Linked DNA regions of Mus musculus: all the other regions are linked to region 4. A link is a loop called in an ENCODE intact Hi-C map of the cell type or tissue named here. Cell type or tissue: left cerebral cortex. All regions are shown on one strand.

Region 1 (5,000 bases), 310 kb after region 4:
CCAGGCAACAGTCAAGTGCCTTGGAATTAGTTTAGTCCTTTCCCAGGCTTGCCTTTAAGTTTGTTGCAGTACGTCCAGGACAGTACTAATTTACTTCTGCCAACACAACAGCTTTAGATGGAAAAAATCTTTTCAGCTTCACCTGAGTTTCAGCAATTACTCATTGTATTCCTATGTGGGGAATTTCTCCTTGCTCTCAAGTTAAACTGCCTCACTTGTGCACATAGAGCAGCACTCAGGAAACCAAAGCAAATACCAAGTTCCTCCTCACCTGTCTGCCTTCCAAACCCCAGCTACTTATTCTGTAACATTTTGCCATAATTCAGTTGATGCCAAAACCAACCAACCAACCAAACAAACAAACAAAACTTTTAGAAAATCTAGAATTTTATTTAATGTTTCTATTTTAAAATGTTGTAAAGAGATTCTGGTCTCTAATTTGAGAGATACTTTACATGGCATTGGAAATCTCACTAAAGTGAGCTGACACATGTGAATGAGCAACAAACTGCTTGCTTTATGAATATTGTCTTCTGTAAAGCATGGAGTTATTTACCAAAGGTTACAAAGCTGGAGACAGTCCAGTTCTCTCTCTTCATTTCACTCACAGAATGCCCAGTTCCGAGTTTTCTGCAATCAGCTTTTGGTTAGTTAACTTCAATGTCACATAGTTGTGCAAGTTTTAAAAATTCTTGTTATAGGTATTTGTACAAGATGTTAGTAAATCATATTATTTAGAAGTCATTCTTAAAGCACATCTCTCTGTTGGATAGGAATTACATTGACTTTGAAAATTGTTTACCTATATCAGACTCTCTCTCTCCATATATATGTATACACACATACACACACACACACACACACACACACACACATACAATAAAGCAATTAAGCTCTGTAAAACATAGTTTTAAAACCGACACTAAAACTTATACTTAAGATGCTGCAGAGATGGCTCAGTGATTAATAGCGCACATAATGCTCTTGCAGAGAGCCTAAGTTCAGTTCTCAGCACTCAGATTGGATGGCTCACAACAGCCTCTAACTTTAGCTCCACACTGGGGCCTGAGGCCCATGAACTCTAAAAACACCTGAACTCACCTACAACTAATTACCTCACACAGCTACCCCAGCTCCACATAAATATATGCACAAATAAAAAATCCTTACACTTAAAAAATAAGTTAAAAAATAAGTATTATAGCCAATGTAGACAAATATATTTGTGATCTCATCACACAATGTTGTCTGTGGCCCATTGGGTCTTTGAGATCCCACACTTGCTAAACTGGCAGGCCAGTGAATCCCAGCAAGCTTCCTGTTTCTACCTCTCTAGGACTGGGATCCTCACACCTGTGTGATAAATACCTTTTCAAAGGAGCCATCTCCTCTGCCCTTCTATCTGAGCATTTTTATAGATTTGTATGTGTCTTTTTTTTTTTTTTTTTTACATTTCAAATCCTCTGCTCTACTGAAGTTTACAGGGCTCAATAGCCCTTTGGCACAACCATTCTCTGGGAAGAACTTCCATGTCCCATTCAAATGACACTTCCTGTCATAGGTTATTACTGACTTTCTTACTTAAAACATTGGCACTCTGACATTTCTCTCTTATTTTTTTAAGATGTTAAAAAGCCTTACCCTGTAGAAAGCCTCACCAATAACTTTCAATAGGCTGTCATAACATAACTATCCCTCTTCTCAATATAAGTTTGAGAATTCTTTTAACTCACACTGGCCTCATCTGCATGTTATTATCATTTACTAAACATTTGTATTTTCTAAATCACTAACTACAATTAGAGCTCCCTTGGACTACACAGAAAATGGCTTGTGGTTATTCCTTTCTATTCACAACTCATAAAGCTATGTATAAGGACCTTTTGACCTCATCGTTAATTCTGTTCTTTCTTTTCATTCCCAAAACGAATAATAATTTCTAGTAGCATTTCTTCATTTTGAGTAAAGCTCCTTAAAAAGTGTTCCATGACGAAAGACATTTGAGTGGAAGATTATAACAGATAAGCAGCATGAAGTTAAAAGGGCTGTTTGTTAAGCAATTGCTTAATAGGACATAGGTTCAGAATTCCCAACAGATCTTAATATCTGAAAGAAATGTCTAGAGGGCAGATAGCAATTACACTGACTAAATAAATGCCATGCCTTTCAAATTTCTAATGGCAAGTAATGAGCTTAATGTAGTTATCCGTTAATTCTGAACAAGTGGTCAGACGACTGCTTTCTTCCACTCTTACTTCCTCAAATTTTTGGATCATACTCAGGGAATATCTATTTTAAGGAACTGCTCTGGAAGGCCCTATGTTTTATGCAAGGAATTGCTATTTTCCCAGATGAATAGAATATCCATTCTACAGATCCAAGTTTCCATGACAATAAAAACAAAACAGTCATCAGCACCAACGCGATACTTGATGGAAAATGCAGCTGCAGCTGGAACAGTGCAGTCTTTATCCTGCTGCTCTGCAAGCATAGTCGCTGTACTCCCCAGAGCAACCCAATGGTTCTACAGCAGTCTCCACCCAGACCCACACAGCAACAGCCGAGTGTGCTGACCACCTCCAACCTGCCAATCATTCGCCGTTCTCAAACTCATGTAAACACATGAAAAGGTTCAGCATTATGCTACTGGCATGGTGAATTGTAAACTAGGAATGCTTACAATGGGTTTGAGTATTGTAGATTTAGCCAAATAATATTTTAGCTTATATGATTATGAAGAAAAATTTGGGGAAAGAAGAACATTTACAGTAAGGAAAAAGCTAGGTAAAATTCATTCAGATTATAGAAAGACAGTGCCCCCTTGTGTCTTGGAAGTTCTTCCTCAACTAAATGTTGTAGTACTTAGAGTCCTAAGCTTTGGCTTTAAAAAAAATTTTTTTTAAATCTCATATAAATTTAAGAGAATTTGATAATTAGAAGTTATTCTAACTTAAAATACAAATTTATTATAAACACAGTGACTATTAAGTATGTGATTTTTAACAAGAGCTCTCTATAATGTAAGGAAAATATCATCTAATAAATTTACAGATATATTAGTTAATTTTATTTAAACTGCACTTAATATTGAAACATAGTGACAAAGCTTTAAAAAAGCAAAAAAGAAACCTGTGACCATCAGCTACACTCTCCTTTGGTACTGGTTCCTCTGTAACTTCATGACATTAATTATTGATTATCCTCACCATACTATATAAAAAGCTCTGTGCTTTATTTATATGAAAAACAAATTCATACTAAATGGAGAATATAAATGTAAGAGGTACCCATAATTAATACATCATTTTTAAGTTACAAGCATTGCAGCACAGCATCAAAGTCGGTCACTGAAGCATAAGGATTACTTTGTACTGGGGAAGGATGCACACCTGTAATCCTAGCATTTATGAAGCTGTGGAAGGAATTCAGGGTTTAGGGCCAGCTGGGGGGAGGGGGGCGACTCTGAAACAATCATTTTATGTTTAAAGTATGAATTCTTGAAATCATTTATCTGTTTAAAAGCAGAATTTCTCAAACAAACAAACAAACAAACAAACAAACAAACAAAAACTCCATATGAAAACCCTAATCTCTTCTTGCAAATAGGACTCAGGCACCACACCCAGATAAAGTCCTCTGCTTCCTTAAGCGTCTGTTCTTCCTTATAGCAAGGCAGCTCCAGCCATCCCTTTCCGTTTCTGATCTCTGGATGCCTACAAGCTAGTCTGCTACACATTAGGAAACTTTTGTTTCTCTAGTTATTCTGTCCTTAGCCGGGCTATTTATAAGACTCTAGCAGGAGAATCTAATATAGGTGAAGACGGTTTTGTTCCTTATTCATGAACACAAGATTGCTTTTACTAAATTTATTTGTTACTTATATTTGGTGGTGGTGATGGTGATGATGATGATGATGGTGATGATGTGTGTGTATGTATGTGTGTGTGTGTGTGTGTGTGTGTGTGCGCACGCATACATGTGTATAGAAGCCAGAGTTGATGGCAGGTGTCTTCCTTTATCACCTTACATTTTAGTTTTTTAGGTAAGGGCACACAGTGAAATCTGAAAGTAACCAATTTAGTCATACTGGCTGGCCAGTGAGTCCCAAAGATTTTCCGATTCCTACCCCTACCCTACACACAAGTGCTAAGGTGGCCTCCAACACCACCACACCAAGATTTTCTATGAGTCCTTGGGACCTTCTTTCAGACCTTCTAGGCAAGCTCTTTATTTCTCCAGCTCTCAACATCAATCTTAAAAACTCATTCAGAGATTTTCCCATTTAGGTTTTAAACAATCTTTTTGGTTACTGTTTTAATTTTGTAAAGTCCTACACTTAACAAAAAAAAAGTTACAAGGACAGAAACTTTTCTTTCTGTACCATTTTAAAAGTCAGTTGTGAACATCATTCTACTGTCTTCAAACATCTTTAGTGTGTACGTGAACATGTGTGCTGTACAACAGACCAAAACGATCTAATTAACCTTTCTATATTTACTGTTTAACTCAGATATTGCTCGAGTGGTCTTGTAATAACTTTTTAGGAAACAGCCTGTACCATCTTAGGCTCTCTTACATGTCCTAACTGCTGTGACCTTGCTGTCACAGGCCAAAGCAGCTCTCCATTTGCCAGAGCTTTCCTCCAGAGTAGCTCAGGCTATGCAGATTTGGAGGTGTATCTCAGGTGATGTGACTTGCTGCATTTATTCTGTCAGGAAGTGAATCTGAATTATCAACTGTCAGTACATCAAGACAGTATCTGCCAGTGCTGACCAACTGCAAAACTACCTTGTGTAACTAACTTGTAAGTATTTCATTGGAAAGTAAGAATTCTATTTTTCATAATGCTTTTGAATTAATATCAACACAACTTAGCTATTTTATAGAAGGGCTTATAAATCTATAGCTACTGTTCAGTATTTTGCCTCACAAAGTGCATCAGGTCAGTGGCTTCCCAGGCCTAAGAAGCTGTCATCACTCTTTGAGCACATCCTTTCCTC
Region 2 (5,000 bases), 550 kb after region 4:
CGGAGAGCAACATTGGCCCTTGAGAAAGTAGGTGAAGCTTACTAAGCTGGCCTCTTGGGAGTCCAGAGCAAAGAGCATCGTGAGTAATTGTTTCAGGATATATATTCAGATGGAGAACCATGTCCTGTAGAATTTATTCTTCCAGGAAGTTTCTCACACATCTAGATAGAGGGTTTTTTTAGAACTTCCAGAGAGCATAGCTATCCTTTAAAGGGGCTGTCATGTTAATGATCTACCTTTTTCCTGACTATAGGACTACTTAAAGTTTGAGCTGTAGCTTATGTGACTTCAGAACGTGGATTTTTATATTTTAATTGAATTCGTTTATCTTATTTTTGCTTTTGAAGGTTTTATTTTAATTGTGTTTGTGTCTGGGCTGGGGGAGGTATATGCATGTGAGTGTCATTGCTCATAGGTGTCAAAAGAGGGCGTCTGATTCTCCTGGAGCTAAGTTACAGGCAGTTGTGAGCCATCTGACGTGGGTGCTGGGAACTGTCCTCTGCAAGAGCAGCAAGCAGTCTTAACTCCAGCCCCCAGTGTGTTTTAGATGTACATATCACCTTGGAGCTAGACTTTACCTTGATGGACAGAGTAGCTCTGCACAGTCAGGTTCTGACCCTCTCCTTTGCTTACATTTTGCTTTGGTTTCACAGTAAGACTTAGATAGTGTCTGGAAGGATTTCTTAAGTTCAAAGTTATTAATGACTAATATGGAGGGTACAATTCTTGGTGTCTTTTCTTAAGTATAGAAAAGGCCCTTTCTGCCCATGAAAGCTAGAGCCTATGAGGAGATGGGTGGACAGATGAACTGCCCCACCCGATTCCAAGAGGAAGGAAAAAGGAAGGCAAAGCAGACACAAGAAGGCCAGAGGCCGGATTCTTGGCAATGAGTGGAGGTGAGGAGGCGGCAGTGGGAGGCAAGCTGACAGATAAGCATGAGCCATCGTCACCACGGAGCTCACATGACTGGGGATTGCACAGGTAGTCCAGCGAGTCCCGCGTTCTGACAGACCCAGTGGTTTTGAGAGCACAGAGGTACATCAGGGGGCTCCAGATATTATCAGCCAGAACATTCAGATGACCAGGACCATGAATTTCAGAGGTAATTTCCTCATATGTCTAGACAGGGAAAATAACACTGCAGTGACCACCAATTCAGAAAGTAGAAAACCTTGCCCCTGGATCATTGACCAGTGAGGTTCTAGGTAATGCTACCTCACAGCCATGTCCCTTCCCAATGTATTCCAGGCCCCGTACACACAGAAGCTAGCTTGGAAGAGAACGAAGGGATGGAGAGAAAATATAAACTAACAGAATTCACTTAAAGAGGTCATGTGAGTCACTCCATTGAACTAAGTTTAACTGAATTGAATAAACTTCAGGCTTCCTTTCCCAGCTCCCCATAGATGAGCAGTGGTGTTCGGGAAACGTAAAGACTTCTCTGGGTGTCTGACTGAACCCAGGAATGTAGTGACCCCACTACCAGCATGTCAGGCTTCTTGCCAAGCCTAGTATGTCCAGGTTTTGTCTGCATTGGGCTGACTCAGCTGAGGAAGATACCTACTCAACTGAGTCTAGGTACCAGCTACACCAGCATTGTGACAGAACTGGCCACTTGATCCCATAGATGGCTTCTCTTTGTGGATACTCAAAACCCAGCAAGAAAGGACATTTTTAAGCACACCTGGAAGGGACTTTTCTTTTGTCTGGATGAGGAAAAGGTTTTGAGATCAATAGGCAAGGAGTTATTTGGCAGGCTAAGGTCTCATTCCCTCATGCTTAATGAATCATATCCGGAATCAAGTAGGCAAGACACACTTGGACAAAATCCTAATATAGATATGAATCTAGGTCTAGCATCCTATCGGACTCTTGCTTGTACAATCCTCTGTGGGCTACACCACCACCTGCAGGCCAGCCCTAAAAAGTACATGTCCAAGAAAATGGCGGTGTTCCTGGACTAAGTTGCCCAGCCAAAATAGCTGCATTGTGCTTTGTTTATGCTTTGTTCAGTCCTGGGGTCAGGATCCTCATGGCTCATTTCCATATGGCTCAACTCCTAGAGTTTAGTAGACAATTCTTCACACATTTCTTCTCTTTGGCTGGCTCAGTAGAATGGAGGTTTTCTTGGTTCTCAGGTGCAAATGCAGCCTTCTAACCAGCCTTGTGTAATTCCTGCAGTCTTCCGTAATCTATGCGACACAGTCACTGTTTCCAGCCACTGAGATGAGAGCATTTTGTGCCAGACAGACCTGATGATTTTGCCCATGGGTTTCCTTCTCTAGGAAACTGCCTTTTGGAAATATTTAATTCCCTACCCCCTTGAGAGTAAGATCATTTGTCAGGAGGCTGGTGTGGTTAATTAGATGCAGGAATTCAAACCAATCACCTTCCCCCTTCCCCCTTCCCGAAGCACTTTGGATTTAACATTTCCTACGCAATCAGATGCAGCAGAATCCTGAGCGGAGGCTCAGGCACCACTTTTGGCAACCATCTGCTTGGAATTTCTTTTCTTTTTTTTTTTTTTAAAAGATTTATTTATTTATTATATGTAAGTACACTGTAGCTGTCTTCAGACACTCCAGAAGAGGGAGTCAGATCTTGTTACAGATGGTTGTGAGCCACCATGTGGTTGCTGGGATTTGAACTCTGGACCTTAGGAAGAGCAGTCGGGTGCTCTTACCCACTGAGCCATCTCACCAGCCCCTGCTTGGAATTTCAAGGAAGCTATTCCATCCTGTCCTGGTCTCCACCAAGAGGGCTTTGGGCCAGGCAGGATCTCCCATACCTGGGCTTGTATGCCATATAGGTGTAAGCACACAAGCTGAGCTACAGGATAAATAAAGCCAGTCATTGCTGTGGAGGAAACTGGGACAGATAAGTTTAGGGGAGAAAAATCAAACTCTATTTTGAAAATGTTTGATTTGAAATGCTTATTAGTTATCTGATGAAAACATTAAGTAGAAAGATTTGCTAAGTCTACAGCTTGGGGCGAAATGTCAGGACTGGAGAACATAGATCTGGGAGTTATTGACAAAGAGATAGAAGTTAAAGCCATGGGATAAGACCTCCTACAAAGCGAGCATGTATATCTAAAGAACAGGAGTTTACATGCCTCAAAAATTGGGATAAAAGAAAGGAGGCAGCAGACTTCTATGAAACCAATGAGGCATGGCAAAGCTGAACCCAGGAGAGACCACCAAGAGGCCTGTAAGAGCGGGAGCCACCAGAGCAGCTGCAGGGGGTAGATGGAGAAGAGCCCAGATCCTAGGGAGAACATATTTAAGGTGAAATAAAATGGGTGGATAACAAGACAGGTCAGTATAGACAGTAGATGATGGGTGGATAAAAGAGACAGAGATGCTGGATAAGCAATAGGAAGACAGCTGATTAAATGCATGACTTGGAAGGGAACTGTAGAGACGCTGGAGAGAATGAGACTGGGAAAGGCTTTCCATAGTGAGAGGGGATCCAGGACATAAGTGGCAAAGTCCAAGAGGCCTGGGTGGAAAGGGAATTTTAGTAAATGTGATGACGGGAAACATTCCAGTTGTCTTCTGGTCGCTTCTGCTTCAGTTATAAAAGGAGTGATGGCTTTGTTTTTGCCAGTTTCTGTGAGCCTTGGACTGAAACCTTTTCCTAGTTAGAACATCCTTCACTTTATCCTGAAGCTGAGCTAGAAGTCGTCAAGGCTTCTGGATCCCCAGCCGTACTACATCCAGTTCTGGTCCTTCTCTTAGGAAGGTCAACTGGATGGGGAGATGTGGCATGTCCCAACCCTGGCTGAGAGCCCACCCAAGCTGCATACACTGCAGAATACAGCCAGTGGAAGAACCGGCAGGTTAGCGTGTCCACCCACAGGCTGGGGCTGCTGGCACCCATTTTTAAAAAGCCACAAAACCATCTTAGTGCTGTTTAGTTTCTGCCTTGGTGATAATGTCTTACTTGCTTCTCAGTTGGGCTTCCAGTTTGCCCTCACATTTGATCCCCTCTCCCTGCCTCCTTCCCTCCCTCCCTCCCTCCCTCCCTCCTTCCCTCCCTCCCTCCCTCCCTCCCTCCCTCCCTCCCTCCCTCCCTCCCTCTGTATCTCTCTTTTCCCTTCCTGTTCCATCTTTGCACTCCCAACCCCATCTCTTTCTCCTCACAGATCTGACAAGGCTTTGGCACTAACAAGCAATACTCTAGCTCCCCCAAGGATGCTACCCCTTGACCTTTTCAGCTCCAGCCACAGACTGGTTCCAGGCTTCCACTACCATGTCCCTTTCTAGGAAGGCAGGTCCTCATGCAAATGTGAAAACAAAGTAAAAAGATAACTAATGGGGGGGCTGGCGAGATGGCTCAGTGGTTAAGAGCAGTGACTGCTCTTCCAAAGGTCCCAAGTTCAAATCCCAGCAACCACATGGTGGCTCACAACCATCCGTAACGAAATCTGATGCCCTCTTCTGGAGTGTCTGAGGACAGCTACAGTGTACTTACATATAATAAATAAATAAATCTTTTTTTTTTAAAGATAACTAATGTATCCATAAGACCTTATTGATGAATTAAAACCACCGTGATGGCTTTTGGAGCAGACCTCTGACATGGAACCCTCTTCATCTCCTTCAACTCCAGTGGGGACAATATCTTCTCAGGAACAGCACATCTCCTGGGGAATGAGTGAAGATACAGATGATTCGGGCTTAGAGAAGATGAGAATAAGGAGGAGAGTTTCCTCCACAGACGCTTCCCCCTCCCCGCCAACAAGCCCTCAGTGACAATGCACAGTACCTACACTTATCGCTGCTTAAACAACAGATTAGAATATTTCTTTTCCTAGTAAGAATTTTATAGTAAAAAATGAAGACATACATTAATATAAAATGAAAACATATAACTGTACATCCATGTTTTAGTTTAGTAAATATGCTTTCAGTGGGTGGACATTATTGTATTTGAATAAGACAATCTAAGTAAAGATATTTCTAACTAGATGTAAGTCTGAGTGAATGCTTACTTTC
Region 3 (5,000 bases), 130 kb after region 4:
CAGGTGAGAAGGAGGTTCACAAGTGTACACCAGTCATGTTGATGGTCTGGCATGCACGTATGCATTTGCACACACATATATACATATACATACACACTCTGCGGAAGTTGGAGGTTCTGGGTTCAGGGGCCACCCTGTGACACCACACTCTCCACAGGCAGGCCATTGCTATGTTGGTGACTCCTCAGTGGTCACATTCTAGCAGCTGACCAGTGACAGGAGAGGGCACCGTAGTAGGAGGAGAGGAAACAGGACAGGCCAACGGGACAACACTTTATCATTTTTCATTTTCAAAAATCAACGTCAGTCTAGCTCATGTCAGAGATCAGAGACAAACACCCTCCCCAGGGCACCCATAAAGGGACATCATCCTGATACTACAAAAAGACAATATACAGGACCATCGCCTAAGGAAAAGGGAAGTCTGATTAGTGGCCACGTTGCAGCAACCACCAGGAGACTTGTGAGAGCATACTTGGAATACCAGAGAGCGTTAACTTAGAGATGACTGTTAACCCAGGGACAACCGTCTTGTCCTAAAACACGTGTGACAAAACGTCCCATAAAACATATGTGACAGAAAACCACCGGATTCAAACAGATGTTCAGCCTTCCCATTGTCCTATCAATCTTAGGTCACCTGACAGGCGATTGAGCTGAGCTCTGCCTTGGTACTGGAAACGCTAACCCCCTAACTCAGGTGTTATTTATTCTATCAAGGAACATACACATGGCTGCTCCTGAGGACGCGAGCACACATCAAAAATAACTAACTCACAAATGAAACCCTTCAGGGTCTCTCCACTCCCAGGAAAATCCCCACGTTTATGTAACACAAGTGCTTTTGTGTCTGTACACACGTGCCTGTGTAAGGAGGAGGTCTACAAAAGCTCACCAAATCCTAAGTGTTCTCTTCATCTGAGACACTTTTCCGAATCACTTGGTTTTCCCTGACAGGACTATATAACCTTGACTCTGGCAATGACTTCAGAATTTAATGCCCACACTCCAACCTCCTAAATAGAAAGTGCCCCCGGAAATATTTACTGTAAATAGAATTAGGAACAAAGAGAACTTTTATTTTTTAAATGGCACCACCTGCGGTCTAAGGTTAGCAGGCTGCGTCCACAGGCTCCCCTGGTGGAGAGGTGGGTCAGGAGCCTGAGCGCTCTGCTCTTCCAAACTTGGCTGCACCCAGAACCACCCGGGGTCGCTTTTTAAAAGTTCCCACCGCCGACTACCCCCAGACCCCTGGAGTAGAGATGTACCCAGGGTGGGGGTGGGGGGCGCGAGGAAGGTGAGAATCTTTTCATTGGTTTTGATTTAAATCTCACCAGGTGTGTAGCCCACTCTGCAAGCCAAGTCCTCTTTAAAAGAACTCCTACAGTATTTTGAGCAGGGTACTCGGCGTTGGAAGGGTTCTTGGGGTAAAAGGGCACGCACACAGTAAATATACAAAGTTCTTAAAAAAAAAAAAAAAAGTCTCTGTAAGTCCAACACCACAGCCAGGCACCTACCTTGAAGCCAAACGGTGATGCAACTTGGAAAAGTCCCTCAGAAAGCGAAAAAAGTGCTCTCGTGGTTTAAGGGCTTTCGGGGTGACCTGCCTGGACAGTGCAGTGGCACGCGGGGCCAGGACAGCGGAGCGGCCACCAGCCTGTTCTAAGGAATGGCTTAAAGAGCACTGAGATCAAACACTGCAGGGAAGGGTTGGGAGTGCGGTGCTCCGTGGGGCTCGCCCGCAGCTGTCACTAGAGCCCTGTACAGGCTCGCCACCAACTGTCCGACTCGTCTGCAGTACTGGGCTCAGCGTAGGAGGCAGGAGCGCACCTCCAGCCCCGGGACTGCAGCCGCGGCGCCCGGATCCCACGACCGACGCTGAGGCTGAGCACTGCGCAAAGCTGCAGGAGCTCGAGCCTGTCGAGTTCCCGGGCACCGTCTGGGCTCCGGGGTCCCGCGCACACCCTCCGGGCTCCCGCTCGGAGCTCACTTACCGCCTCTGCCTCCAGGGTCCCGCTCCGGCAGCTGCCCGCAGAGCCGGGCCGGAGAGCAGCGGCCGCCGCGTCGCCAGGAGGCCGCGCCAGCCCCGCCCCGCCCTGCAGTCGCCCGCCCTCCCGGGAGGAGGAGCAGGCGGGTCTGCGTCCGGACCCTCCCAGCGACCCAGGACCCGGCGGACCGAGGACTGCGGCCCCTCGCGGACAGTCCCGGGCGATCCCTGAAACCCTGCCCCATCTGCGCCCTGAGACCTCCCTGCGCCCATACCAGCACCCCGTTCCCACCCGCAGCCACTCTCTTCTCTCTCTCAGCACCCCCTTACAACCCCTCCTCCAGGAAACTTTCCCTATTCCGCAATCCCACCCCAGATCTCAGTTTCCCCCCATTCTTCCACTCAGCCTTGTTCTGTCACCTAGAAGCAAATCACAAAAGGCACGAAGTGACAAAGTGACGTCTATAAGCTAAAGCTGGGCCTAGCTCTGAGGTCACCTGGCTCCTGGTAGCAGCACAGACATTAGAGACAAACTCTCAGGCCCTAGTTTAGTTAGTTTTCCAGGGAAGGTGGCATTACATTGCCAACTGGGAAGGCCAGGGTGTCATTTCCAAGTTCAGTTTCCTCCATTGTAAAGTGAGCGAGGCACTCACTCAACGGCTTGTTATTCCTGAAGAAAGGACTGCAGAAATGGCATGTGTCTTACAGTATTTTAATAAGTAAATGTTTACTGACAAACATGTTGAATAAAATCAACACTCAAAAATTCAGTCACTCAAAACAGTAACGTGAAAAGATTTCAAAAAGTAATAGTGATTATTTTGTAGGAAAACTGCAACAGCAATAGAAGAAAAGTTGCACAGTGATGAAACGTGCTTGTATTTATTTACAGAGCTGGAGAAATGGCTCAGAAGTTAAGATCTGTTTCTGTTCTATAAGATCTGGTTCAATTCCCAGCACCATCAAGACAGCTCCCAAAACCTTTGTTAACTTCAGTGCCAGGAGGATCTAGTGCCATCTTCTGGCCTCCTCGGGTACTGCATATATGTGGCGCACAGGTATACATGCAGGCAAAACTTGAAAAAAAAATATTTTCAAGTGATCTTTAAAAAGAAGACAAAGGAGGAAGCTATTCTCCCTGGACCCCTTTGGAAACAGTGGGTCTACCAGGCATGCTCCACGCCTAGTCAGCCGAGTATAGTTATGAATGCAACCTTTGTCCCTCCTCCCAACAAAAAGAAAGTAGTAAGCCTACTTAAAACATTGCACGTTTTTGTGAAACTTGATTGCTTAGTTCTCAAGTCTGGGCTTTGTAGATGATAAAACTGCATGAACAGTGTTCTCAACGGGACTGCTTGCCAGTGCAAAGACATCTGGGTTTTGGGTATATCTGGAATTAGGCAAACTGTAAGGGAGGCTGTGCTGGACGATAGAAAGGGTGTCATATAACACAGGCGCAGACACATGTTAACCATGCCTTAGACACCTCAAAATGCCTGCAGTGGAACCTGCACCTAAATGGCTCTGAACACCGGGATTGGCAGAACCGTACAAACCAGGAGGAGGCTTACAAGAGGAATCCGTGTGGGGAGGGACGGTCCCAGAGAGCGTCTAAAACTGGTAACCAGATGTGTTTCCAGAAACAGAAATAGGACCACAGGGAAAGAGGTATGTTTTTTAAAGATGTATTTATTTCATGTCTACATGTGTGCCTGGGTGTATATGTGTGCACCATGCATGTGCAGTGTTCACAGAGACCAGAGAAGATGTGGGACCTGCTGGAGCTACAGGAGGTTGAGCATCTGATGTGGGAGCTTGGGATCTGAACCTCTATTCATCAAGTGATATACTTATTTGTTTGTTTGTTTACTTATTTATTTACTTAACTATTTGGGGTTTTTATTTGGTTTTTCAAGACAGGGTTTCTCTGTGTCCTGTGTCTCTGTGCCCTGGCTGTCAAGAATTCTCTCTGTAGACCAGGCTGGCCTTGAACTCAGAGTGATCTTCCTGCCTCTGCCTCCCAAGTGCTGGGATTAAAGGCATGTGCCACCACTGCCCGGCTGCCACTGAGGTTTTATAGAACTGTGGGATAACTGTGAACAGCGGGCTGGTAGCTGGGCTGGTGGTAGAGAAACAACGTATGAGCAAAACCAGGTACTGGGAAATGAGTGTGTCGAGCCCTCACTCAGGGGCAGGAAATAGACAGCTCACCCGAGGGAGAAGTGGAAGGGTGTGGGGGCGGTGTCTGTGGCGGGGAGGGTAGGGACTCCTCCCTCGAGGAGGAAACTGAACCACCTGCCACCCGTCTATTCCCACTCAGACCCTTGAGAGCGTTTGCAGAAAGTACATGCTCAGCAAACATTTGCTGACCATAGAAACACCATTTACCCAGCATGCCTGACCCCTTCTTTCCCAACAGGTAGTCTAATGATTAAAATATATAAAAATATGGGGAGTAGATGGGGAAGCGAGGCGAGGAGCAGAATCTGCCTGGGCTAGGCCGCTGTCCCTGTCTCTGCTGTCACTACAGATATTCAAGCCCCACCAGCCTGAAGGGAGAGCAAGCCTGTGCTGTCAAAGCCTCTGAGATTCTGAGCCGCGCCTTTCCGGTATCTTTTCCTCGGTGGGAGACTCACAGGCTTGACCCTGAGATAGAATCTGAGAGGATTTTTTTTTTTTCTGGTAGAGGATAAGGGGGTTGTTTTGTCAGTGACAGCAATTTGCCTAAAGAAAAAAAAAAAAAATCAGGAAGAAAGGTAGGAAAAAAAATCATCTCTTTCCTCCTCCAAATTTTGTGAATTGTGTAGTGCCAAAATGTTCAGGCAACACGGGAGGCAGGAGCAATGTTGCCCAGTGGAAGGGGCAGAGAAAGGAGACTGCAGGGTGATGCTCATCCGGGGCCTTCACTTGGGAGACTTAGTGAATGAGGCTAGCAGAGAGCATTGTGGGAAGTGCTTTATCCCACTGAAGTGCTGAAGGAGCACTAGGGAGATAGAAGGGTCTCTCAAGAGCG
Region 4 (5,000 bases):
TGTGCGTGTGAGTGCAGGTGTCAGCAGAGGCCAGAAGAGGGCGCTCATTGGATCTCCTGGAGTTGGAGTTGCAGGAAACTCTGAACTGGCCACGGGGTAGAACTGAACTTGGGTCCTCTGTAAGAGTATTGTGTGCTCTTAACTGCTGAGCCCCAAATCACTTAGGCTCTTTTTCCTGCTCCCAATCCATACTGTCCAGACAATATCTGAGGTCTAAGCCAGGGCCTATCATACCAAGGGTCTTTGTTTGCTACTTGATTGGTTTCCACTTGACGTTTGTGTGTGTGTGTGTGTGTGTGCGCGCGCGCGCGCGCACGCACGCGCGTGCGCATACCTGGTGTCTTCCTCACTCACTCTCTGTCTAGGAACGACCTGGCCAGCCCCAGGGACCCTCCTATCTCTGCCTCTCTGGCACTGTGATTACAGATGCCCACTGGCATGATCTCTGTTTTGCATGTGCACTAGGGGTCTGAACAGAGGTCCTCAGGCTTATACGGCATATATTTTACAATGAGCCATCTCCGTAGCTCATCCAGTTGCCTTTGACCAGGTTGTTTAGGCCCTAGAATGATCCATTTCTAGTTAACTAGGTTGACCTTAGCTTATCCAAAAATGACTCCCTAAAGAGATCAGGAGTAAGATACTAAAAAAATATGGCAACCCCATAAACAAAGCAATAAAACTGCCATCAGTTTTCTCTGGTCTGAGAGAGGCCTATCTCATAAAATCTCCACCAGTTCAAACTTCACTCCTAGATACAAACTGCAAAGCACCCTGGAGGTTTTAAAAGCTATTTCTGCTTATATACAAAGCTGAATGAGGAATTCATTGATTTTTGAGTTTAAGCCTTCTTTGCTGGCCTTGAGCACCAGGCCCGTCTTTTATCAAACTCAGTCTCTCTGTTACTCTCTGAATTCCACTGGAGAGCAGAACACATGTGTGTTTCTGGTTTAGGGTCATTCCACTCTCACAAATTATTCCTCTTTAGCAATTCAGGTTTTCCTGTCATCTCAGAAGTCCTGGTATTTCTTTGTGTGGGTTTCTCTCAAGTGTTGAGTATTAGGCTTGTAAATACTCACCCCCAGCTGGTAACTGCTTTGGGCAGTTGCAGACAGACTATCTTGGGACTGGGAAATGGCAATGAATTGGACCACAGTTTGCTGATAACTCTGGCAATGATACATACACACTCAGGAAGATGGGCCAGGAATGAGACTGGACTCTGTGGTTTGGTCAGTGGTCCCCGATGTGCAGGGTGGTTTGGGGTCTACGGCACAGTGTGGAACCTGACTGGACAGTTGGCAGTCTTGGAGCCTTTGTAGGGGAACCATTACTTAAGGGACACAACACCATCAGCTAATTTCTTTGGGGAATAACTTATATCCTCTTCAAAGCAATGAAGCCATTAGGCTAAATCACAGATCAATTCCTTCCTGCGTAACTCTCTACAACATGATAAGCTGCCCCCCACTCCAAAGAAAGGGTCTTGATTACATCAAGCTAGAAAGAGTGAAAGCCCAAGGCTTCCTATATCCCCCTGGTGGCCCAGACGTGTTCTCCTCAGCCTGGCTCCAGTCCGGGTACCCACAGCCTGGCTCCCGCCCCCTAGGTGCCCTCAGCCTGGCTCCAGCCCGGGTACCCACAGCCTGGCTCCCAACCCCTAGGTGCCCACAGCCTGGCTCCCGCCCCCTAGGTGCCCTCAGCCTGGCTCCAGCCCGGGTACCCACACACCTCCATCTGCTTGATGAGTCGGCTGCGGTCATCCTTGAGGTGGCTCTTGGCCTCCAGCTCATACTCCAGGTCCTTCAGCGACTGCTCCAGAAGCTGCCGTTTTGTGAGCGCCTCCTCCTCAGCTCGCTGGTAGTCCTGCAACTCTTCCTCCTTGAGGCGTAACTAGAAGGAGAGCGTGTGTGAAGGTCCCTTGGGCAGTGGGAATGGCAAGGAATTGAAATGATATTGGATAGCTCTGGCAATGATAGAGAACACATGCCTGCATACAGGTTTGCATACCATGTGCATGTCTTGCTCAAGGAGGCCAGAAAACAGAGCGCACAGGCCCATCCCAAAGCAAAGAGGGGCAAACCCCACCTCTCTCTAGACTTCAATTTCCCATGTTATAAAAAGAGTGGTTTTCCTTTGTAAGAAGTACACTGTTGGGTTATAAAGTCAATTGATTAGGTGTGGACTAGTATTTTAACTACATAGAACACACACAATAAAGTATGAACAAGCACTGTGGTGTTTTTGTATTATATATTAACATATTTGGATGGATGGACGTGTCATTAGGTGGGCTGTGGTCAAAGCCACTTGACAGTCACTTAAGTAGCTAAGCGTTCTTGTATCAGCACTGTCTTAAGAGAGGTTTAACGTTTTAAAATAAAAACTAAATTAATGATCTCTAAGCAACTGCAGGCACAAAATCCAAGAACAAAATCATACTCATTTGGTAACAACCATTGCTGTGTAGAAAAAAATGGTCACCCATAACGACAGTGCTCTTTTCATCCACAAGGTGGCGCTCATATAATAGTTTTGAAGAATGTACAACAACAGTTTGAGTCTCAGGAGCCAGGCCATGACACTAGCAAGGGAAATGCCAAAATCAACCTGGCTTGCTGATTCAATGAGGCTCAACCCTAGCTCTTTGGTTGCCAATGTCAAACCCTCCTGGAGTAGACACAGAGCTAACAACGGAACACCACAGAGGTTTATTCCTTGCGGGAGTCCACAGAAAAGCCGGGGAAGCTCTGAAGGATCAGGCTAGCATAAGAAGACCCCAGTCCAGCACTGCATTCTGACGGAGATGAAGATGCTCGTTTCCAGTACAATGGGGAGCCCCAGCCACTTCTAGCACAGTCCCACTTGGGAGAAAATGACTTCTAGACACAGGCCCTGGTCTGGTTTGGGCATCAATGGTGAGTGAAACAGAGAGAGCACAGGGCAGTCATCCACAGAGAGCACAAAATGGGGTGCTCTCTGGACCTGATACACCACTCACTGCAGAGAAACACTACGTTTCTCTGAGTGTCAATGTCCCCATTGCAACATAGGGAAAATGTTAAAATGTACTTTATCTGAGAATTAGATGCTACCCAAAATTAGTGATCACAAAGAATGCTAATCAAATAAACAATTTCCTTCTTGGCATCCTCTGAAACACCATGCACACCTCTCCTAATACCTACCATACTGCTACCACCACCACCACCACCACCAACTCCTCCTCCTCCTCCTCCTCTTCCTCTTCCTCTTTCTCTTCCTTTACCCCCTGCCACCACCTCCACTTAGCAGGGGCTGGGGATCCATCTCCTAACACCTTTAAGTGCCCTCCCAAGAGCACTCAGTAACTCAGAGAGAACAGTTAGCACGCCTGATCACCCCCAGTTCCAAAGCCCAAAATGCAGGGCTGGAGAGAAACTGATCAGTGGTTAAAACCATGAGTTTGGCTCCTGGTACCCACACGGCAGCTCACAACCATCAGTGACTCCAGTTCCAGGAGATCCGATGCCTCCCTCCTCCTGGCATCTCTAGGTACCAGGCTCACATGTGGTGCAAGAATATACATGTAGGAAAAATAATTATATTCATAAAATAAATCCTTAAAAAAAAGACAAAACTTTGGAGCATTTGACTCCGAATCCAAAGCTAAAACATTCTGCATTGTGGATTTTGAGATTGGAAATGGCAAACAAGTAAAAATCTCCACAAATAACTTCAAGATCTCTGAGATCAGAAATACTCCTAGCACCAAGCATTTGAGGTAAGGAATGTTCCCCACAGAGTGTCCAAGAGTAACTTGCTCTCAGATAATAATAAGCAAGACAGAAAGCCCTAAAGGGGACACCTGTCTTACCCCATCCCAGGGGTATCACAGAAGAGACAGAAAAAATGGATGAGACAGGGAAGGGGTGCCATGCTTTGGAGCACTGTCACAGCAAGGCGCAGTCGTTGCACTAAGCAGCTGGGACGAGACTGAGCGACCAACCTTCCATCACAGAGCTGGAGGAGCTCACACGGCCCCGCCCCTCCCTGAGGATTTAAAAGTCAGCTAATTGTTGTTCATGGAGAGAACAACAGCTTTTCTTCAGTGGTGTAGCTGCTGTTGAGTTGTCCAGGCTCCTAAGAGCAACCTTAACGTGACAGGGACCAACACCAACGGGAAAGTGGGAGGGCCAGATGGGCAAAGGGGATCAGCAGGAGTGAGGAGACCAGAGAGGGTGCTGAGGTGAACAGGATCAAGAGACAGGAGATCCACATGTGAGATGTCGTAACGAGACCCACTACCGTATAAATGAATCAACCTGCTAATAAATTAGCAGATAATTTGTTAATACGATAATAAATTGTCGTATAAATTATTTTATCTACTAATAAAAATGCCAGTAAGCAAATACCTTTTTAACCTGTCAGTACCACCTTTAAGTTGTTAGCAGGATTAAGTAAATGAACTAAAGACGAACTCTAAGCCTTACCTCCTAAAGGTCAAAGGCCACCCTCACCTGACCCGGGTGTCTCACACCACAGGCAGAATGGTAGCGTCTGGCCCTACCGCATCTGCTTCCTTATCTGTGAAGAGGATCTTCATGCTTCCTTCTCCACTGAAGTGTCCAGCCTCAAAATGTTTATACAAATAGCCATGTGGATCCCTGTTTAGGGTCACAGTGACACAGTGGCCTTTTGAAGTTAAAACAGACCAGGTATTTGATGTGTTCTGGCAAATGTCTGAGCCCTTCCATCCGTCTGCTCTAAAAATGAAAAGAATATTCTTTTCACAGCAAAGAGAGCGGTGATGTCAGCGTGCCAGAGTCTGTTTTCTTGGAACCCTGTATCACATAACCCTGGGGCATAGGGGATGCGTTATCAGGGCTCTCTCAGAACTGTTCTGGAAATCTGTAATAAATACCCATTGTTCTTTGATGGGTTCAGCACTGACTCAGGGGAAAACCTTCCTTTGATCATCAAAGAAATTAAAAGTTTGGTTCTTTTTTGTTTTCCTT
Region 5 (5,000 bases), 540 kb after region 4:
GTACCTATATCTGTCAGGTACCTATATCTATCTGTCAGGTACCTATATCTGTCAGGTACCTATATCTATCTGTCAGGTACCTATATCTGTCAGGTACCTATATCTATCTGTCAGGTACCTATATCTGTCAGGTACCTATATCTGTCAGGTACCTATATCTGTCAGGTACCTATATCTGTCAGGTACCTATATCTGTCAGGTACCTATATCTGTCAGGTACCTATATCTGTCAGGTACCTATATCTGTTAGGTATACCACTCACCCACCAAAACCAAACACAGAAATACTCCAGTTCTAAGATACAGAAGTAATTGTTGTGCTGAGTTAAAATGTCGTGAGATTCCACGGAGGAACTGGGGCAAACAGTCTAGGTTCTGCAGCTGCCTTGCACAGGGATCCCCGAGGACTCAGCAGCACTGTCTCTTTAAGGAAGAGGAAGCCCTAACTGAAGCCTGAGGTGACCCTGGCTCTGTTCTTTACTCAGACCTGCTGCTCATAACTGAACTTGAAAGAAAATGGAAAACTGAGGGTTTTGGTTTTTTTCATTCCAAAGTCTGAATCAACCAAAATTGATCATATCTGGCCTCATAAAGAGGCAACCATCTCTTTGCAGTGAGGATGTGCATTACAACACACATACACAGCAGTACCTGAGATGCCAGAAAAATCCAAATACCCAGAACACTGAGGACATGTGTGCCCTCAGGATCCATTATGAGCAGCTCTGGTCTGAGTGCTGGAAAAAAGGAAGGTTCCTAGGATTATGCAGCTCTCAAGGCCATTTATCTGTTCACACTTCCATTTCTCTTACCAGAATGTGAGCTCCTGCAAGCTAGGGCATTTATCCAATTCATTGTTTTAGTCCTAGTGCCTCTAATAGTAACGCGTACAACTTCTTAAAATATTCTTATAGGAATGAGATAAGTCTATGGTTTGGAGTTGCAAATAATTAGAGGAAGAGTCTAAAATAATTCCAATTATTTTAAGGTACAGCTAACTATAGTTCTTTTCTGTGATGCTAAGAGAAAGAAAGAGTGTTTGGCATCTTTGAAAATTAAAGCTACGCACACAAATCCGCATGCACACACAGAGGCACACAGACCTTTCAATGAGCATATGTTGATTTTATTGCTTCCGTACATCCCCTGCCAAGCATCTTTGTTTGGTTATCTCCTGATTAAGGACCCCTGAAGGTTTCTAGTTGTATGATGTATTAGTTTGGAGTCATAGGAGAAGCATCGTTTTCAATTAAATCTGAGATTTTATAACTATTGTGTAATGGAAATTCTATAGAATCATCTTATAGATGTAGATTAATAATCGGTTCTTTCCTGAATGCTAAAGACAGAAGCTGTCTGATTGAATGGCATGTAAGCCAAAGAGGAGAAGGGAAAAAAATGATTAACTAAAAGCCCAGTAGAGTGTAGCTGGCTATCAGAACGGTTCCAGAGTCTCAAAGCTCGATGCCGGGCCCGTTTCTGTTCCTCCTCCTTCAGGTTCACTCATTCCTTCTCAATGTCTGTAGTCAGTAACCTTTTCTCCCCTACAAAGGCAAGATGGCCTCCAGATGCCTCAGGCTCACATTCTTCAAGTTTAGCAATCTTCCAAGGAGAGAAATCATCCTCATTAATTGATGAGGAAAGGTTCTGGAGAGGACCGTGTTTAGCTCAGCCAATGTCACACCCATTCCTCAGTCAATTAATTACTGCAGTGAGAAGGACAAAACACTTTAATTGGCTAAATCTGTTCCTCCCATGTCTCCTTACATCTACTGGCTGAATCTGGATCCATGCCTCTGCCTTGTGGACCGGGAGAGGAAAGGCTCAGGATGGTGCTGTGCTCTGGAGGAGGCGGTTCTCCAAAGGAAAACATGTGGGTGTTGCTGAGAGGGAAGTGGATGAACAATGGGAACTTAGCCAGCACACCACACCAGGGCTGACACAGAGCTCTTACGTGTAGGTTTCGTGAACCAACTGGCCTCCGTCCAGGTCATTCAGGGGTCTATTGTCAATAGCTGAGGCACATACTGTACCTTTGTTAGCTGTTTAGAATAGTACCCGAACACTATGATTTTAAAGTAGTCTATGCAGTGCTGGGGTCTACAGGGCCTTGCACACATTGGACAAGTACTCTACCACTGAGTCACACTGTCGGCCCACAGGAATGATGCATGTGTTGTAACATGGACACACAACAAGGATGCTTGCTTGTCTTTATGAAACTGAAAATTGATCCTTTGCACTTAAAACATATATATATGAACATATAATACACATATACATACGTGTGTGTGTGTGTGTGTGTGTGTGTGTGTGTGTGTGTGTGTGTTTAAGGCATTTTTTCAGACCCTCATCAGAATTGGGTGGAATAGAGCAAGAATTGGTAAATAAAATAAAATAAGTAAATGAACCTTTCTTGCCTTTTGTTTCTCCTGAGGAATAATATAGTGTGCGCACAGTCTTTTCTATGAGGCGTTGTATCTCCTGGCCCAGCGTCTCCAAGTGGCTTGATTTTAAGATAACTTGACTGAGTACTTGAGTCAGTAGTGAGCCTGGTGGAAAGGAGCATGAGAGCCAAGCTAAGCCCCAAGTCCCCAAGATGCCCTTCAGGAGCAGTCAGCCATTTAATTTGATCTATTAAACAAACTTAGCAGTTGGGGTGCCCACACAGCGAGAAAGGCTGCTTAGAGATGAGATGCTGGCTTTAACTGGAATCTTCTGTCCCTTATTAGACAGCCATAAGCTTCTAATTATACACACCATCTTCCTTTCAAATGTGGATTTGTAAAAGCTTATGAATTTTCATTCTTAGTCTCAGATTTAGGGAATAAAAACAAGTTCTTGTCATGAACAAATAGGAGGGTTCTTTTTTCCTCCTTTTCTTTCTTCCTTTTAAAATTTTGTCCTGCCCCCAAAAGATTCTTGATAATTGATCAAACACCCACTGTGCACCAGAGCTGCGTGAGGGACTTGGAACTATACGAAGGACGTTTGAAAGGTAATTCCTGTCCTTGAAGAATTTAGGTAAGGTGTCTCTGGAGAAAGTCTCATACCCAGGACAATTATGCAACAAGGGATTGCACTGTTCTTTCCAAAGTGGCTTCCCTTCTGTTTCCTTCCCTGAATGGGGGTTTTGCTTCAAGCTCCAGAATTTCTTTTTTGTAGTTTTCCTTGATCCCTTGAATGGAAGGTAGGGACTGTACTGTTCGAACTGCCCTTCTAAGCACTAAATTAGGTTGTCTATAACCATTCACCTGAGCACGTGGGGGGAGAGTGAGAGTTGGGGGGTGCAGGTGCACATGGGGATGGGAGGCTCCTCGAATTTTTTCTTGTGTCTGCACTGCAATGACACACAGCCAGTCCTAGAACCAACCAAAACTGCCTGGTTAAAACGTTGGGTATAAACCTGAGTTGCTAGGTGCTCTGAGTTACCACACCCAGTCTTCTCAGCCCTTCTTTCTGCAAACTGACCCCTTGCAGTGTTGCCATTCTTCCACTGACTGAGCTCAGACACCACTCTCTCCACAAGGCTTCCACCCTTTGCATCTCCTAGACTGTATTTCTTGTACCTCTTCCTAGCATTGGTTTGTTTTTATGTCTCCATTCCCATTCTAGACGCTTTGTATCATGTTTTATTATCCTGGAACCCTGAGTGCCTAGTAGGATCCCTGACACACAGTAAGTCCTCTTTAAGTTATTGAAATGAATCAAATCAGTTTGCATACAATTCAATAGTGGCATAGAAGAGACTCAGGCAACTGAAGGCCCCGAGCCCTGAGCTTTACATCTATCTAGGTCATAACAGGGAAAGCAACCTTGAAGAGGAGGAGATGAAAGGGCAGTGCTCCAGTGCTTGCTGCTGGAGCCCAACAAAAGCTGGTGACGTTGAGTGGATGGATGGGTCTGGCTGGTTGAAGAGTATTAGGGATGAAGGTTGTAGAGGCCAGGTTGGGTCAATGGAGGATCCTGAGTGTCAGTCAGAGCCAGTGAAATGGGATACAACATGCCACGAAATCCAAGGAAAATCAGTTCTCAGAGTGAGCGTGCCCTTTTCCATGCTTCTGCCTGAGAACGGATGTCCCTACTCTTAGCATGTCACTGGCAGGGCTTGTGCCATCTGGGTACGGCAGTGTGGTGTAGAAGCAGGGTGGCAATAGAGGGGTCAGGAGTGCTGGAGGTGACTTTCCTCCACTTTGGCACAGATCTGGTGCTTGAGGTGGTGAAATAGTTTCGTGATGTAATCCTCAGCGTGACGTGGAGAGCATGGTTCGAGAGGCCCCTTTAGAGCCGGGCATGGTGGCGCATGCCTTTAATCCCAGCACTTGGGAAGCAGAGGCAGGCGGATGTCTGAGTTTGAGGCCAGCCTGGTCTACAGAGTGAGTTCCAGGACAGCCAGGGCTACACAGAGAAACCCTGTCTTAAAAGAGAGAGACAGAGAGAGAGAGAGAGGTATTTATTTGTCTCTCTGCCTCCAATCTATTCTGGAACAAAGCCAGGCTTAAACAGGCATCAAATAAAGTTTTTGAAATTTGAACTCAGAGATGCACAGGAAAAAACGGAAAGCAGAAACCACTAGAGCTGAAATGACAGTGCATAATGATGCTTTTGTCAAAGGTGTTTAAGATCTACCCAAAGATTCTTTGAAGACAGGGAGACCCGGGAAGTTTCTGGTCTGTGGGCTTCTTGGAAATTAAGGAGTGGGTAGTACAAGGGCCTAGCGATATCTCCGCCAACCCAAAGAAGAAACAGAGGACTGTTTACTGAGTGACTTTGCTGTTGGAAGCGTCCCAGCCACAGCTTGGGAACATCGGGCAGAGTTACCACCCTGCTGCCACAGCCTCTGCCAACTTGGATAAGAAGCCTTGGAGCTGACCTGTCTCTTGGCTCTGACACAAGGCAAGTGAGCACACCAGCAGGCAAGGAAAGGAAGACATTGTGAAATAAAAGACACGAAAACGAGGCGAGCAGGGTGCTCCTCTCGTCTCCCGTGATCCCACCCT

What was found. Hi-C counts contacts between places; a loop is a spot of excess contacts. Peaks named below come from ENCODE experiments on the same cell type or tissue, not always from the same donor. Only the 100,000 strongest peaks of a DNase experiment are listed, where the experiment ranks them.
Region 1: it touches region 4 in a loop (4-fold over the local background); 6 of 42 quality-filtered maps call a loop at or near these places.
Region 2: a loop joins it to region 4, with 2.6 times the contacts of the local background. A loop is called at or near these places in 20 of 42 quality-filtered maps.
Region 3: a loop joins it to region 4, with 2.6 times the contacts of the local background. A loop is called at or near these places in 28 of 42 quality-filtered maps.
Region 5: a loop joins it to region 4, with 3 times the contacts of the local background. A loop is called at or near these places in 19 of 42 quality-filtered maps.

Annotation. Positions count from the first base shown.
Region 1 is chr9:71,957,394-71,962,393 of GRCm38, forward strand. The region is part of intron 5 of Tcf12 (transcription factor 12); the gene reads right to left. Among named protein-coding and RNA genes, the nearest start is that of Tcf12, 150 kb to the right of the region's middle. In left cerebral cortex, a CTCF peak has its summit at 2,832 (motif pointing left); DNase peaks (open chromatin) are centred at 2,491 and 2,768; H3K4me3 peaks cover 600 bases; H3K27ac peaks cover 582 bases.
Region 2 is chr9:72,190,370-72,195,369 of GRCm38, forward strand. No RefSeq gene overlaps it. Among named protein-coding and RNA genes, the nearest start is that of Gm27188, 60 kb to the right of the region's middle. In left cerebral cortex, a CTCF peak has its summit at 1,907 (motif pointing left); DNase peaks (open chromatin) are centred at 1,966, 2,384, 3,494 and 3,754; H3K27ac peaks cover 1,178 bases.
Region 3 is chr9:71,769,515-71,774,514 of GRCm38, forward strand. It overlaps Cgnl1 (cingulin-like 1), which reads right to left and starts at 2,088. Exons shown (of 19, transcript NM_026599.5): 1 at 1,995-2,088. In left cerebral cortex, CTCF peaks have their summits at 1,149, 2,174 and 3,008 (motif pointing left); a DNase peak (open chromatin) is centred at 3,017; H3K4me3 peaks cover 1,535 bases; H3K27ac peaks cover 462 bases.
Region 4 is chr9:71,643,761-71,648,760 of GRCm38, forward strand. It overlaps Cgnl1 (cingulin-like 1), which reads right to left. Exons shown (of 19, transcript NM_026599.5): 13 at 1,732-1,893. Among named protein-coding and RNA genes, the nearest start is that of Myzap, 54 kb to the left of the region's middle. In left cerebral cortex, CTCF peaks have their summits at 26 (motif pointing right) and 2,509 (motif pointing right); a DNase peak (open chromatin) is centred at 2,524.
Region 5 is chr9:72,179,294-72,184,293 of GRCm38, forward strand. No RefSeq gene overlaps it. Among named protein-coding and RNA genes, the nearest start is that of Tcf12, 70 kb to the left of the region's middle. In left cerebral cortex, no CTCF peak of the experiment used is centred here; DNase peaks (open chromatin) are centred at 1,877 and 4,834.